Linked DNA regions of Homo sapiens: region 1 is linked to region 2. Evidence: read pairs that join two places in POLR2A ChIA-PET (ENCODE). Cell type or tissue: B cell. All regions are shown on one strand. Each heading gives the region's core, and the rest is flanking DNA. Links, peaks and the distances in the headings are about the cores only. Region 1 holds the start of LOC124902153 (a long non-coding RNA gene). Region 2 overlaps ZCCHC7 (zinc finger CCHC-type containing 7).

Region 1 (8,614 bases), core at 457-8,456, 230 kb after region 2:
AGTTATTACTCTCCCAGCTCCTGCATATTTTACATATTTAATATAAAATGTATGTCATCTACAGCTATCCCTGGATATTGGTTCCAGGAGCCTCCTCATTTACCAAAATCTGCACTTACTTATGTCCCATAGTTGACTCTGCAGAACCTGATTATAGGAAAAAGTAGCCGTTCGTATACACAAGTTTCTAATCTGTGGAATGGTGTATTTTCAATCCTCATTTGGTTGAAAAAATCCACATTTAAGTGGACCCACGTAGTTCAAACTCATTGTGCAAGGGTCAGCTGTGTGGAGAAGTTATAGTAGTTGTAGATTATGATTAGGCAACCAAATTAGAGATTAAAAAGAATTGCATGAAAATGTCATCTCTAGATTAAAGGATTATATGTGCTTTCTGTTTTTTATGTTCTTTGTACTTTTCTGTTTTTTCCAGGTTTTCTATAATGAGCAGTTATAACTTATAATTAGAGAAAACCCATTTTGGTTTTTTTTTAGCTAGTTGTATCGACGTCTGTAGCATAAATCCACTTTGAGGTGTTCACTATGATCCTTTGAAATTTTTATAATAAAAGTCTATGCTAAAAGTTTTTATTGGCCACTTTTTTAATCTTTAAAGATTCTATTGACTGCTAGTTTTCATCTCTCACTGTAACCTCATCTCCCACCTACCCGTATCAGAATCACTATCAGAGATCCGTATTAAGCGTGTCAAGCTCTGACAAAACATTAACATCAGCTTTATCACTAAAACCTCTAAGATACCCGCACTCACGTGCACTCACACACACTCCTCAAAGCCAGTGATCTCTACCCTGGAGGAATAATCTCTTGGGCAGTTTGGCATCCACCTAAAAGTACTATGGCCAGGCCTTATCTTTAGAGGGTGGTTGAAATGTCATATGAGACCATCAAAAGGCCATTTTATAAATCTTGCTTTGCCTCATTTTCAAAGGCTGACTCGTCATCATTGGGGAAACTCGTATTGGTCAGACATGACTTTTCTTCACAAAGCTAAGATGATTACTGTTCTTACAGGTCCTCATCTCCATTGCTTAACCTTGTTAAACTGTTGAAAAGGATAATTAACTATCATTGGATTTCTGAATGTGTTTCATTTTTAGCAATCAGAAACTTGGAGCTACAACTATTTAATTTTTAGTGAGTGATGTCATACTGTTAACATGTTTAAATATCTAGCTTCCCTGTCTGTTAAGTTATTTACACTTAGGAAAGCTCAGCATGGACTGTTTAGCTGCTGAATATGCAAAAATACTTTTATATTTTTCAGTACTCAAGAAAAATGGGGTTATCCCAGAGCCATCCAAGCTACCTTATATAAAAGCAGCAAATGAGAACCCCCACCATGATATAAGGAAGGGCCGTGCCTCATGGAAAAGCAACAGGTGGCCTCAAGAAAATAAAGAAACACAAAAAGAAATGAAGAACAAGAATAGAAACTGGGAGAAGCACAGGAAGGCTGACAGACATCGTGAAGTGGATGAGGATTTTCCCAGGGGCCCCAAAACCTACTCTTCTCCTGGCAGTTTTAAAACCCAGAAGCCTTCTAAGCCCTTTCACCGTTCATCACATTACCACACGTCAAGAGAAGACAAGTCTCCCAAGGAAGGCAAGAGGGGCAAGCAGAAGAAAAAGGAGAGGTGCTGGGAAGATGATGACAATGATAACTTATTTCTTATTAAGCAGAGAAAAAAAAAGTCTTAAGCCGTCAGGCAGCCTCTGATGTGGCTTTTCATTGTTCATTTGGCCTTTGTGTCTATAACCTTCTGGCACTGTGTTTATTATCTATGATTAAATAAAGTGAGTTTTTGGTTTTGTTTTTTTAATTTCAGCCATTCCTAGAGTTACTGAATATCCATGGAGATCTCAATTCTCTGTGTCCAACAGGATATTAGGTAAGAAAGTACAAAGATAAACCTGGACTTCTCCTATTCCAATATGTCATCTTTACTCAGAATCCTAGGGATAGGTAGAAGAATTCATCTTTTCAAGAAAGTGTTTTAAAAATACTTTGGGAAAAAAACTGCATCAAAGGTAATTTATCCTCAAATTAAATCCTTGCAGGAAGAGAAATTAACACTAAGAAAAAGTCATCAATATTTTTCAACTTTTTTTTTTTTTTTTTTTACTTTGGAAAGGACAATAACTATAAACCTATATCCAGATTTTCTTTCTGCTGAAGCTGTTGTCAGAATCTTCCTTTGGACAAAACATCACTAGCTGACTATAAAAACAAAAGTGTCATCATTGAAGCCCTGAAGAGGCAGGGAATTGAGCTTCAGCAAAATACAGGAAAAGAACTATCCAGTATAAATGTCAGAAGACAGATTTCCTAAACAAGTAAAAGAGACATCAAAAATTTTAACATAATCACAATGAAATCATTTTTTACCACTTTTACAGCGGTGTTTCAAGCGGACTGTCACTCAGATCTGCAGAGATGAATATTACTCAAAAAATTTTTTTGTTCTCTTGCATTTTTTTCAACTACCGCAAAGCTATACAGATTTTTTTGTACTTGTGGATCTTTTGTACTTCTCATAACCTAATGTCAGACTAAGAAAAATAAAATATCTGAGAGTAAATACATGTGTTTATTATGTAAAAAGACAATGAGAGTTTGAGTGACAAAGAGCATAGTTAATGTTTATTTTGTTTGTTTGTTTGTTTGTTGTAGAGACAAGGTCTCACTGTGTTGTCTAGGCAGGTCTCAAACTCCTGAGCTCAAGTGATCCTCTTTCCTTGGCCTCCCAAAGTGCTGGGATTACAGGCATGAGCCATCACTCCCGGCCTTGGCATAGTTGTGTTGGGCAGGTGGATAAAGTTATAAAATCCCTGTAGACTGGAGTCAAAAATGCCATTTTTGCCCAAGTGCAAGCTCTCTGCCAGAATAAAATGGTATGAAATCAATTAAATAGGACAATTTTATAATGTCAGGTTCTTAAATTTGTATTTTACTCTTTGGGAAGTATGCAGATTCCTGTATTTCTGGCAGAATCATCTCTCATCTTTCTGAGAGGAAGGAAGAATTCTGTCCTCTCAAATCAGTGCTAGTGCAAATTGTAGGATCACAGAGTTTAGTCTACCACTTTCCCTGTTGCTGCATAGATTTCAGCTAACTTTATTATATGTTGATGCATAGCTTCCTAATAGCTAGAGTTGTTTTCACCCTAAAGTAAGCAACCAGGGTTTTTTTTTTAACAACTTGCTAAATGTGGCAGCCATAAAAAAAGTTTCATGGAAGTGGAAAACCTTGAGATAATTGGCATTATTCTCCAGTAGGACTTGAGGCAAACATGGCTTATTACTCATATGGTATAACAAGTACCCCTTCTGATCCTAAGGCATCTCCTTTCAGGGCAGAAATAGGATTGACGTTCTTTAGGTTCTTTCGTACATAGCAGATTGTTTGGAGAAGGAGAGAAAGGAAGCACTTTTTTTTCTGTTTGTCTCTGCACATTATCTTATTTTTTCCCAAAACTTACAAACATTTTGTTCTAGGGTATAATTTACCTATTGGGTCCATGTATTTACATGCAGATAGGAAAGGATGCTGAGCTACTTCACCTGTGGGCATGAAGATACAGTCTTCATTTCCTGGTAAGAGAAGAACAGAAACATGGAGGAGTCTTTGCTTCATTTCCTCTTCATTTCCCTTGCCCCCAGCTGTTACACCAAATGTTCAGTTAAGGTGAATCAGTCAGTCAGTTTATTAACATACAGACTCTTCATACAACAATGGGGAGTTTAAAATATGTATAGATTCAACCATTAATTAAATAAGACTTTACATGGATAAATACAAGAGAAGAAAAGCAAATGTCCAAAACAGTAAAGATCTGTATAGTTGGTAGGATTAAGAAGATTCTAAACATCTTACCTCTGGCCCAACTTTGATTTGAAGCAGCTTGAGTGGCTCCTATCTTGGGTTCTACCTTGGTTTGTGTTTGGCCTTCTCAAAACAGAGCAAGGGGAACCAGTCTCCCATTTTCTCCATGGAAAGTCTTGCTTTCATGGACCTTGCTATTTGCAGTACTTATTAGTAGCTCTTTATTTTTCTGTTATACAAAGATTATGTAATCATTTTAAGGGGGAAAAATGTTAAAAACAAGTCATATGTGATTCTTTCACACAAAAATGTAGTTAAAATTATTAGTGTCTATTTTTTCAGACTTTTCTATACCTATGTATACATTGTTTTGTAACCTGTTTTTCACTTACTTTGGGAACAAATACATGTCTGCACTTTTGCATGATGTTCTATTATATGGCTGTGCCATGATTTAATCAGCTCCCTGTCGAGCATTTTGTTTCCAATTTTTATTATTTTTGAAAAATTCTTCTACATAATATCTTCTCCATTTATTCAATTGTGATAAAATGGAATTTAGGGTCAGAGAGCATGCATATATTTCATAAAAGTTTTAATACATGATGCCAAATTATATTCCCAAGTCAGATTCTTCCCCAATCATTTATATGTCCCTGGCAGTTTGTGAGTATTCATCTCCCCATTCCCACAATCACATGGAATATTGCCATTCCCTTGTCTCTTTGCCACTCTGATGGGCAGCAAAGAAACATTATTCATTAGTGCTGCAGTGAAAAGATTGATGTGGGTTTGTCTGTGTAAGGAGAGACAGGATTAGCAATATAGGGAAAATCTGTTTTTAAAAGATGTGGAGAGAAGCTTCTCATAGGAAACAACTGAAAATTCTTCTGCCAACAAAAAATTACATACAAAATAAGGGAGCCTTTCATTTGTTTATAGCTGTCCTGATCCCCTGGTCTTATGCTTCGCTTTCTCAACAAAAGGAGGATGCTGCTGGCATCTAATAAGTAGAAGCCAGAGATGTTGCTAAATATCCTACAATGCACAGACTAGCTTCCCACAATGAATCTGGCCCAAAATGTCAATAGCGCTGAGGTTCAGAAACCCTAGTTGAAACCCCAGCTATTTCTCAAATGGAATTCTGTTCACTCGAGAGAGAGTTCACGTTGCCTTCCACATCTAACAGGATGTGCCCTTGTCTTACAAGGCTTTGCATTTCATCATATTGCCAGTGTTTGAGAGACTGGTTGGACATGGCCATTCATGTGAAATAAGGAACACTAGTTCCATGGCATGAAGGTCTACAGTCTGGACCACTTTGTGGAGGATCTGGGCCACTGGAGACTCAGCCAGCTGAGGGAAATTAATAGTTTAGGAATCATGGAAACAAACACTAGAGTGCCAGGCTATGGCTTGAGCCCTGGCAAGAAAAATATAGAACTGTGGTGTGAGAACAAAGGGATTCAGCTAGTGAGGGGAGGAAAGAGTTGGAGACTAATCTGATGGGACACTTAATTGGGTCAGAATGTCATTAGGCTGTAGGAAGGAACCCTCACCAGGATCCAAATCCAACATAGGCCCTTAGATCTCACAGTTGGACTTTCCATTTCAAAGAAGCACCAATGTTTTGGTGATTTATTACACATTGCCATGCAGTGAATCACAGGATGAAGCTGATTGGTGTGTGATTTGAGCCAAAAGTTTTTCTGTTCGTTTAATATATGTTACTTTTTTTTTTTTTTTTTTTTTTTGAGATGGAGTCTCACTCTGTCACCCAGGCTGGAGTGCAATGGCATGGTCTCAGCTCACTGCAACTCCACCTCCCAAGTTCAAGCAATTCTTCTGCCTCAGCCTCCCAAGTAACTGGGACTACAGGGACGTGCCACCACGCCCAGCCAATTTTTCTATTTTTAGTACAGACGGCATTTCACTATGTTGGCCAGGCTGGTCTAGAACTCCTGACCTCGTGATCCACCCACCTCGGCCTCCCAAAGTGCTGAGGATTACAGGCGTGAGCCACCGTGCCCGGCCTAAGTTACCTCTTAAAATGATTTCCTGGGAAATGATTCCATGAAAACCCAGTAAAGGAGTGGGGAGGGAAGTGAGACAGGGAAAAGAAGAGAAGGAAGCCAAGCTGGATGCTTATCAAGTCATGTCTCATAAAGAGGAACTTTCAGACTCACAGGGAACGCTAGAAAGAGTGTAGGCCACACCTCAAAGTTGCCCTAGTAAGGGGCAATGGAGCTGTAGTGTGTGTATCTTTTTTTTTTTTTAATTAGTCATTGTTTAAGCCAGGTAAATTGGGTTTAGGCAGCCCCCTGACGGATGGAGATATGAATGAAACACCAATGTCATTCGCTACAGCCATAATCTCAGAACAGTTCTTCTTACAAAAAGATACTTGGGGCTGGGCATGGTGGCTCACGCCTGTAATCCCAACATTTGGGAGGCTGAGGCAGGAGAATACTTGAGCTCAAGAGTTGGACACCAGTCTGGCAACACAGCAAGATCTCATCGCTACTAAAAGTAAAAAAAAAAAAAAAAAAAAAAAAAAAGATTGGCCAGGCATGGTGGCTCACCCCTGTAATTCCAGCACTTTGGGAGGCCAAGATGGGAAGATTTGCTTGAGTCCAGGAGTTTGAGACTAGCCTGTCAAATTAGTGAGATCTTGTCTCTCCAAAAACTAAAATTAGCCGGGTGTGGTGGCACACGTCTGTGGTCCCAGCTCCCGAGTAGCTGGGACTACAGGTGTGCACCACCACACCCAGCTAATTTTTTGTATTTTCAGTAGAGACGGGGTTTCACCATGTTGGCCAGGCTGGTCTCAAACTCCTGGGCCCAAGCAGTTCACCTGCCTTGGTCTCCCAAAGTGCTGGGATTACAGGCATAAGTCACCACTCCCTGACTAAAATATTGTTGATCTGCAGTTGGTTGAATCCATGGATGTAGAACCCTAGGATACCATAGACCAACTGTATGTTTATTATCTTGTGATCGTTTTGCAGGTGTGTACATATGACAAAGTCTAGTTTCACACAGGTAATCCATTGGAAACATTTTAATATTTTTTCACTGAATTGGGACTGTTCTTATTAAACTGGGTGAGTTAGGCTCAGTAGTCCATAGGCTATCTTCAGTTTTACTTCCTGCTTTGTCCATATGGGGCCAAGAAGACTTGATCATAAGGCAAGTATCCACCTGCAGGGGCCTTGCAGGGAGAGGTCACTGACCTCTTAAGCCTGTGAGTAGGACCTTTATCTAAGAGGCATGCTGGTGATAACTACATGCACAACGTTCGGAAACTACTGTCTACAGGCTGAAGTCTAACTTCTGGCCTAAAATTCAAAGCCTTTCATGCTTCATCTTCTGCAGTTCTTCGCTCTTCTTTCTCCTCTATCCCCTTCACCCTTCCCGTCCCACCACATGAATGACTAATTCCTGAATAGGTCATGCTTCTCCTCCATGCCTTTACCTGTGCTATTACCTCTACCCAAAATATCCTCTTCCCCTTTTATGACCACTCCCAGACAATATTAATCCTTCCCTCTTTGGTGTTTCTGTTGTCATCTGAGTGATTTATTCAGCAAACAGAGGCTATGGACTTTCTTTGCGTCAGGTAGTATTCTTGCTTGAATACTACCTGACGCAAAGAAAGTCCATAGCCTGTGCTTGCTGTGGAGAAATCTCAAGCCTCAAGGGCTAACAAGCAAGAGACAAACACGAAAACCAGTATTTTGTCTTAGAGGTGAGGAGTGCAGTGAGAGATACGGGTATGATGGTAACACCAAAGAAGCATGATTGGTCCTGCTACAGAGAGGGGAGACTGGGCAGGACTTCCCGATGGGTCATTATAACAGAAGAAAAGTGTTGCAGCTTAACAAAAGGGGAGGAGCATGAACCATGTGTGTGAGGCGTGGAGCTGTGAAACAGCAAGGATGCACTCTGTATTCGTTGCCTGGAGCTACTGTCCCAAAATACCACAAAGTGGTGGCCTGAAACAACAGAAATTTGTTCTCTTACAGTTCTGGAGGCCAGAAGTTCAAAATCAAGGTGTCAGCAGAGTTGGTTTCTTCTTGTTGTGCTGAGATAATTCCTTCCATGTCTCTCCTACCTTTTGGTGGGCCTGAGCAATCCTTGGCATTCCTTGGCTTGTATAAGTCCAGTCTCTGCCTCTGTCTTCACATAGGGTTCTCTTCTGTGTCTCCTTGTGTCTTGGCTTTCTGGCCCACACTAAAATTATCTAGGGCAATTTTATCCCAAGATCCTTAATTACTCTCTGAAGACCCTATTTCCAAATAAGGTCACATTCACAGGTGTCAGGGATTAAGATTTGGACATATCTTTTGGAGGAACATTATTCAACCCACTCCTACCTCAAAAACTATAAGAATTGCTTTGCCTAGTTGCACTTTTGTTTTTATTCCAAGCTTTTATCGGGGGATTCGGTCTTCCATATGTTCTTTTTTTCCTCTGTCCGACTTTCCATTCTGATTTATACCTTCCTCAAGACTTTTAAATTAGTGATAATTTCTCATCTTACATATGTCCTTATACTTCAGTTTGTGAAATGTGTGTTGGACAAAAGCATGAACTGGAAAACACCTATCAGGTTTAGTGGCAGACCTCTGCCAAAGGAGTTCCAGGATAGCAGTGAGCCAAGAAACTAGATTGCAGTGCATTGAGGAGGGAATGAGCAGCTACGAAGAGGAGGGTGTCTGTCTCTTTAAACCCTTGCCTGTGAAAGGCTGACAGTACAGAACACTG
Region 2 (8,614 bases), core at 362-8,361:
GCATCATTATTGCTCTTTAGGCTGTCCCTGATTTTGGACACACACTTATTTTTTCAGGGCTCTCATTTTAATCAGTAGTCCATCAGTACCTAATGGAAACATCTACTGTGTAGAGTTTTGGTTGCTGATGCTAGAATTTAAGACTTTGGAGTAGTCGAAAGACAACAGAGAAATTCATCTCATAATTTTTGTATTTTAAGCACATACTAGATTTATCAGGGCTGAAGAACAAATGCCCGATGGTGTAGTTCATTTATTCATTTATGAATTCAGCAAACGTTTGTAGCTGACCCCGAAAATACCAGTTACCCTGTTTGGCTTTGGTGATTCATTGTTTAGCAGAGTGCATATAGTTCCTGCCCTCCTGGGATTTGTGATCTGCGTTTCTTGGAAATTTATATTGAATAAGTAATTATAAATGTGATGAGTGTTTTGACATGTAAAGTACTTATGGAAGCCCATAAAAGGGGCTCTTAATTTAGCCTGGTTGCAAGTGATTTTGAGCTGAGTTTAAAAGATGAAGGCTGAGGAGGATTTAATATGCTCACAGTAGAAAGTAAAGTGTTTCACTTTACACATTTATTCCCAAAGCTGGGAGTTTTGTCTCAATATTGGGTCATTATTAAGTTTGTATTTATACATTATAAATATACATTGTAAAAATATACATTTTTGTAACTAGTACAGAGTTTTTAGACAGTCTGCTCTGTTGCCCAGGGTGAAGTGCAGTGGCATGATCTCGACTCACTGCAGCCTGTGCCTCCCAGGTTCAAGCTATTCTTGTGCCTCCACCTCCTGAGTAGCTGGGATTATAGGCGCACACCACCACACCCAGCTGATTTCTTTATTTTTAGCAGATATGTAGTTTCACCATCTTGGCTAGGCTGGTCTCGAACTCCTGACTCAAGTGATCCACCCGCCTTGGCCTCCCAAAGTCCTGGGATTACAGGCGTGAGCCACTGCACTGGCCCACCCTTGTTTTATTTTTGAGTTGGGTTCTTGCTTTGTCACCCAGGCTGGAGTACAATGGTATGAGCATAGCTCACTGTAACTTTGAACTCCTGAGCTCAAGCGGTTCTCCCACCTCAACCTCCTGAGTAGTAGCTGGGACTACAGGTTTGCACTGCCATGCCTGGCTAAGTTTTTAGTTTTAATTTTTATGGAGATGGGGTCTTACTGTGTTGCCCAGGCTGTTCTCAAACTTCTAACCTCAACGTGATCCTCCTGCCTTGGCCTCCCAAAGTGTTGGGATTACAGGCATGAGCCACTGCCAGCTCAGGCATTTTTATTTATTCTTTTGGCCAATGATCAGAGGGCCGTGCGATTAATTTGTTAATTGAGAATATACATTTACACCCAAACAGTAAACAAAATTGTTTCCTGTTATAGATTTTAGTCATAATTGAAGTAATATTCCTGTATATGCTTGAAAATATGAGCTATAGAACCAGAACCAAGGAAAAGATGAAGAATGGATAGGATAGTGAGAGCTGCTTTAAGTTTTGTTTTAACATTTTGGAAAGCAAGGGTTTTGTATCCTGCGGTAGATCTCAATTTGTTTTTCGTTTACAATATACCTGTGAAATCTTACATATCATGTGCTGCATAATAGCATTTTGGTTAAAGACAGACAGTGTGACTGTGGTCCCATAGGATTTGTATACGTTTTTGCTATATCTTTTGTATGTTTAGATACCCAAATACCATTGTGTTACAGTTACTTACAGTATTTGGCACCGTTACATGCTGTATTGGTTTGTATCCTAGGAGCAATAGACCATACCATGTAGCCTAGTTGTGTAGTTGACTACACCATCTAGTTTGTGAAAATCATCCTATGAAGTTTGCACGATGAAATCACAGAACAAAGCATTTCTTAGAGTGTTGACTGTGTTTCCATCAATAACTATAACTCAATTTGTCAGTAGTAATTCTCGTTGGGGAGTGGTGGGACTTACAGGAGTGGGTCCTAACAGGACTTAGAAATCCTTGGAAAAAAAGGTATTTTAATATGTCTGAGAATAGTGATGGCCTTCATATTAGCAGTTGTCACTGACAGGTGATATTGTTACTTAAACTGGCATGATCTGAACTTTTAAAGTATATTCTGTGTACAACTTTCTCTTTTGCAGCTTCAAGGTTACTGACTTTTTATGATGTTTGGTGGCTATGAGACTATAGAAGCATACGAAGATGATCTTTATCGAGATGAGTCATCTAGTGAACTGAGTGTTGATAGTGAGGTGGAATTTCAACTCTATAGCCAAATTCATTATGCCCAAGATCTTGATGATGTCATCAGGGAGGAAGAGCATGAAGAAAAGAACTCTGGGAATTCGGAATCTTCGAGTAGTAAACCAAATCAGAAGAAGCTAATCGTCCTTTCAGATAGTGAGGTCATCCAGCTGTCAGATGGGTCAGAGGTCATCACTTTGTCTGATGAAGACAGTATTTATAGATGTAAAGGAAAGAATGTTAGAGTTCAAGCACAAGAAAATGCCCATGGTCTTTCTTCTTCTCTTCAATCTAATGAGCTGGTTGATAAGAAATGCAAGAGTGATATTGAGAAGCCTAAATCTGAAGAGAGATCAGGTGTAATCCGAGAGGTCATGATTATAGAGGTCAGTTCAAGTGAAGAGGAAGAGAGCACCATTTCAGAAGGTGATAATGTGGAAAGCTGGATGCTACTGGGATGTGAAGTAGATGATAAAGATGATGATATCCTTCTCAACCTTGTGGGATGTGAAAACTCTGTTACTGAAGGTTAGTATCATATTGGCCATTTTGAAAGTAGTATCATCTTTCATAAGGAGGACTGCTTTTCCTAGAGAAAAGACCAATAGGGTCTACTCCGTTTAATTCCTCACTTTTTGGTCTTGTTTTTTGGTTTGTTTCTCATGCGACTCTCTTACCAGTGGCTACTCTAATGGTGGTTTGTCTGAACGTCAGAAAGAGTATGTCAGAATACCAAAGACACTCTGCTTCTGCTGTAAGCAGATTCATAGCTGCTTCTTCCTGTTTGGCTAGAGCCAGTTCTGGACCTGAAATCTTACTTCCCCCCTCTCTCTCTGCTTGGTACCACAGGTGAGTACTCCATCCACCTCTGGCATTAGCCCTGTGCACTCATTCAGCCAACTCTGTTGGGACTGTCTCTTCCTATGGGATTTGCTTACCCAGGAGTTAGATGGCAAGCATAGGGAATGTCTGGCACACAGAATATATGGAATTAGTGTTAGGATTAGGATTTTAGGTACTCCACAGTCAGAAAGACAGGAAAATATGAAGAGCTGTAAGTCTAGGGCAGGTTATAGGGGAGAATGCAAATTTTGATAGCTACATCATCAAGGATTAAAATTTTGGTGTTAGTTATGTCTCTGTGACATGTAGTCATCTAGTCTTAATGCTTATGCCTTCAAGAAGTTCCTTTTCATTTCCCTCCCTTTATGCCTAATGCTCAGTCTCTTGCACTAGTTTCCTAAGTAGTCTTCTTTTATATCTACCCTGTACACTGTTGTTAAAACTGGTATTGAAATGCTCTTTTACTCATAGTACTTTATTGCTGCTCCAAAATTTTTAATGGCAGCCTGCTTCCCTAGAAATGATGACATTGAATGTAGATTGTGCTTGGAGCCCCTGGGATTGGCAAATGTTTTTTTAAGAAGCCAGATAGAAAATATTTTAGGATTCCAAGCCATGTGATATCTTAACTACTCAACTTGGCCCTTGTGGGAAAGCAGCCTTAAATAATACCTATAGAAATGGGGGTGGCTGTTCTCAGTAAAGCCCTACTTACAAAAACAGGTGGCCGGCTCAGGCTGTAGTTTGCAAACCCTGAGAACTTGACAGCAAAACGAAAAGAGAGAATAGTAGTTAGGACAGAACAGAATCGCGTAAAGTTTTTTCCATATAGGTGAGCTCTGATAATGTTTGTAGGTAGAAAGAAAGAAACTTGTGAAGGAGAGACTAAACCTGTTTGATGGATTGGGTTGGGGGCCAGGTTAGAGATAGGATCAGGTGTATGTGTTGTTGAATTATTCCTAAAAAGGAAGAGAGACACTAGTAATTGCTAAATCATCAAATATTTGTAGAGGTAGAGGAGAAAGAATAAATTCAGATGGATTGAGGCAGATGAGAGAACATATGGGGATGTGTTTGATTTTCTTAGGAAAATGAAAGCAGAAGTGGGAGAGGGCGGGGGATAATTGGAAGCTTAGAATGTGGAAGGGATGTTTAAGTGCTGTGGGGAATACTTTGAGGCAGTGGTTACCAGTATTTTGAAGATGACAACCTGTGTAACTTTGAAACAATTTGTGGACCACCCATGGTTGTAGTTATGATTTTAGTATTCAATTGAGAAAATGCATATTAGAAAGAAGCTACTACTCTTACATGACTTTGTGTTTTATTAATCACAACATTGATATGTGAGAAATAGTGTTTATAATGCGTTGCTCTAGGTACCCATTAAGGTAACTAATTCTGCAGTTTCCCAGGAGGCTGAAGGCTCTTAAGTTGGAAATCATTGCACTTGAGTGAATCAACAGTAAGAGAATAAAGGATTGTTTAGAAGTAGTATTCAGTCAAAATTAAAATGATGTGAACTTGTAGTGAACTCACTTTGAAGGATTCCATAACTTTATCCAGTAATACTTGTCAGCTTGGAGCAAGATGACAGAAACAAAATGATCTTGGGTTAGGCGTAACACTATAGAAGGCCAAAATAAGCATTTAGCTTATTCTTTCTCTAAATTACCTTTTCCTGAGATCACACCTAGTTTCATTAATCACTTCTGTATTTATGGTCATCAAATTGTCATCTCCTTAACCATTTTGTTGATTTCAAATTCTCTGTGTACATCTACAGAATATTTCCATTTGGGTATCTTACTGTCTCACATTTGACATACTGAAAAGAAAGCTTGATAACTTGAAAAAAAAGCTTATTATCTTTCCTTTGAAACAACTCCCTGCTGCTTTCTGTTTGCACTAGAGAATCTACAGACATGCTAAAGTTGATGGCACAATGTGGATAGGTTGGGAAAAACATGAATTAGGTGCTGGATTTAGTGAAGAAATCGAACTGTGCCATATTTGGCAAATGATGGTGATGAGAAAGTAGAGAGAACCTTGGATTTGTTTTCTGTTTTAGCCAAATAGAATTAAATTCTGAATTTTTGGAAATTAATTTACTTGACTCTTATAAACTCTTACAAATACTCAAATATATATTCTCCATTTTATTTCCTTGATCCACTAATGCTGTAATCCTATTTCCAATTAATAAACAACATATTTAGTACTGATGCCCATTTAAGTGTGTTGTTACTCTGTAATCACTATCCCTCTCATAAAACTATCTGGGGATAGATTGGTTCATATAATCTTTAGAGAGAAGATTTTTCTCATTTCTGTAAAAGTGTAGAGAAAATCTCAAGTACTTTAGAAATGCCTATTGTTAAACAGTATCCATAATTATTTTGTGTTCTGTTTCCTTGACCTCACTCAAGAAAAAAACAAAATATCTCCCAGAATTATGGCATACTGAAAACTGCAGTATGACATAAAAGAAAAGACTACAGGCTCCTTGAGGTTGGGTCTTTTCCATACTCATAAACCTGCTTATAATAATATTTAGAGTAATTTCTTGGCACATACATTACCTGCTTTCTCATCAATTGCTAAATCATCAAACATTTATTGAGCATCTCCTCTATGTAGGGTATAAGTAATGCTGAGGTAGTACTCGTGACTTACAGTGGTAAAAGACTTAAGTTTTAGGCCGAGAGCAGTGGCTCACGCCTGTAATCCCAACACTTTGAGAGGCCGAGGCGGGTGGATCACCTGAGGTCAGGAGTTCGAGACCAGCCTGGCCAACATGGCGAAACCCCATCTCTACTAAAAATAAATAAATTAGCTGGGAGTGGTGGCAGGCACCTGTAATCCCAGCTACTTGGGAGGCTAAGGCAGGAGAATTGCTTGACCCAGGAGGTGGAGGTTGCAGTGAGCTGAGATTGCACCATTGCACTCCAGCCTGGGTGATGGAGTGAGACTGTCTCAAAAAAAAAAAAAAAAAGATAAGTTTTAGCCTTGAATGACATAGTGTTTCACTAAAGAGACAGAATATAGGAAGCTAAGTAATTTACGGAATTCTCTCCTTTTTTTTTTTTTTTTTTTTTTTTTTTTTTATAGCAGTGGGGTCTTACCCTATAAATAGAGCAAGGCTAGTTTGGAACTCCTGGGCTTGTGTGGTCCTCCCGCCTTAGCCTTCAGAGTAGCTGGGAGTGCAGGTGTGAACACAGCTTTGAAATCTCAATTTTTTTTTTTTTTTTTTGAGACAGAGTCTCGCTCTGTCGCCCAGGCTGGAGTGCAATGGCATGATCTCGGCTCACTGCAAGCTGCGCCTCCCGGGTTCACGCCATTCTCCTGCCTCAGCCTCCCAAGTAGCTGGGACTACAGGCACCTGCCACCACGCCTGGCTAATTTTTTGTATTTTTTTTTAGTAGAGACGGGGTTTCGCAGTGTTAGCCAGGATGGTCGCGATCTCCTGACCTCGTGATCCGCCTGCCTCGGCCTCCCAAAGTGCTGGGATTACAGGCGTGAGCCACTGCGTCTGGCCAGAAATCTCTTAACCATGGGAGTTAAGTCTCAAAATTCTGGTGATACAAGTGGTTGAAACTTAAAACTTTGTTTAAAAAATAGGATTAGTGAATTTGAGATAATTCATAAGTCTGTGAAAGACAATAAATACATACATATTTTACATTTACTATTACTAAATTTGTAGTAAATTTGAGTACAGCACTACCTCTTTATCTGTGAAAACTTCAGACTCTCCCCTATTACTTTAATTTCAGTGAGACATTATTATATTAAAAAAATGGCCAGGCCTGGTGGCTCACGCCTGTAATCCCAGCACTTTGGGAGGCCGAGGCAGGTGGATCACGAGGTCGGGAGATCGAGACCAGCCTGGCTAACACGGTGAAACCCCGTCTCTACTAAAAATACAAAAAATTAGCCGGGTGTGGTGGCGGACGCCTGTAGTCCCAGCTACTCAGGAGGCTGAGGCAGGAGAATGGTGTGAACCTGGGAGGCAGAGTTTGCAGTGAGCCGAGATAGCGCCACTGCACTCCAGCCTGGGTGATAGAGCGAGACTCTGTCAAAAAAAAAAAGAAAAAAAAAATACAGGCCGGGCATGGTGGCTCACACCTGTAATCCCAGCACTTTGGGAGGCTGAGGTGGGTGGATCACTTGAGGTCAGGAGTTCGAGACCAGCCTGGCCAACATGGTGAAACCCCGTCTCTACTAAAAATGCAAAATTAGCCGGGCATTCTGGCAAGCATCTGTAATCCCAGCTACTTGGGAGGCTGAGGAAGGAGAATTGCTTCAACCTGGGAGGCGGAGGTTGCAGTGAGCCGAGATTGTGCAACTGCACTCAAGCCTAGGCGACAGAGTGAGACTCTTGTCTCAAAAAGAAAAAGAAAAAAAAGAAAATGGGCGTACACATTTGTTTTGCTCTACTGACAGTTAATACCACAACTCAGAGGCATTTTTTTTTCCTTTCTATTCTTCTTCTAAATGTTCAACACTTTTCTGATTTTGTGATTTGAGGTTGTTGATTAGCTTCCTGAGGCTCCATTGAGACTGTATATACGTGACACTTAACAGTCTAGCCTTCCTCGGTGCATATAGATATATGATGGTGGTTTTGCCTGTAGTAAATTCATGTCAAAACATAGGCTTTCAGTGCCTATTACATATGACTTTCAGCTCTCTCTACTGAGGGATGTAGGAGTTTATTTCTGAGGTCTGAGCCTCTTTTCCTTTACTTCCTTTATTCTTTCCTAAGCCTTCTTTATAAAAACTATGCATGTTCTATCGTTTGTTTTCCTTCTTGATTCCCGCCCCTTCCTTTTTTTTTAATTATCCCCAGCAGGAGTGACTTGTAATTCTCATATATTAGAAAGGCAGATCTCCTGGTGGAAGAAAAGATGCACCGAAGGAAGTCAGCATATTTAGTAATTTGTGAGGGGGATCTCAAGTTTGGAAAGGATTGTTATGTAAGACAACCAAATGATGACATGTGACAATAAAGCCATAATAGCTACTTATTTTCCTGGTTAGGGAAGGGATATTACTAGTTCTAGGAGTAACTGCTAGCTCTTTCTTGTACTTTTTTTATTGTGGAAATATAAAAATATACAAAAATAAAATGTTATAATTGACTTCAGTGTCCCATAAACCAGCTTCAACAGTTACCAATTTATGTCTAATCTTTCCTATCTATAACTCTGTGCCCCTCTGTTATTTTGAAGCTCATCAGACATCAAGTCATTCATATATGTATGTATGTGTATGTGTGTGTATACACATCATGTGTGCACATGTGTGTATGCATGTATACACATTTGTATACAAGTGTGCACTCATGTTTGTCCCTCAGTGTCTGTGGGGGATTGGTTCTAGGACTTCCCATGGATACCAAAATCTATGGATGCTCAAGTCCCTGATATAAAATTGTGGAATATTTGCATATAACCTATTTACATCCTCTCGTATACTTTTAAGTCCGGGGTGTCCAATCTTTTGGCTTCCATGGGCCACATTGGAAGAATTG

Evidence for each region. Peaks named below come from ENCODE experiments on the same cell type or tissue, not always from the same donor. Only the 100,000 strongest peaks of a DNase experiment are listed, where the experiment ranks them.
Region 1: POLR2A ChIA-PET joins it to region 2 with 6 read pairs; 4 of 35 experiments call an interaction of 5 or more read pairs at or near these places.

What each region holds. Positions count from the first base shown.
Region 1 is chr9:37,355,547-37,364,160 of GRCh38, forward strand. It overlaps ZCCHC7 (zinc finger CCHC-type containing 7), which reads left to right. Exons shown (of 9, transcript NM_032226.3): 9 at 1,289-2,603. The coding sequence ends at 1,722. LOC124902153 (a long non-coding RNA gene) reads left to right here and starts at 6,682. Exons shown (of 3, transcript XR_007061478.1): 1 at 6,682-8,614. In B cell, for the core only: no CTCF peak of the experiment used is centred there; no DNase peak of the experiment used is centred there; H3K27ac peaks cover 2,241 bases.
Region 2 is chr9:37,124,180-37,132,793 of GRCh38, forward strand. ZCCHC7 (zinc finger CCHC-type containing 7) reads left to right here. Exons shown (of 9, transcript NM_032226.3): 2 at 2,133-2,763. The coding sequence starts at 2,154. Among named protein-coding and RNA genes, the nearest start is that of ZCCHC7, 7.9 kb to the left of the region's middle. In B cell, for the core only: no CTCF peak of the experiment used is centred there; no DNase peak of the experiment used is centred there; H3K27ac peaks cover 4,973 bases.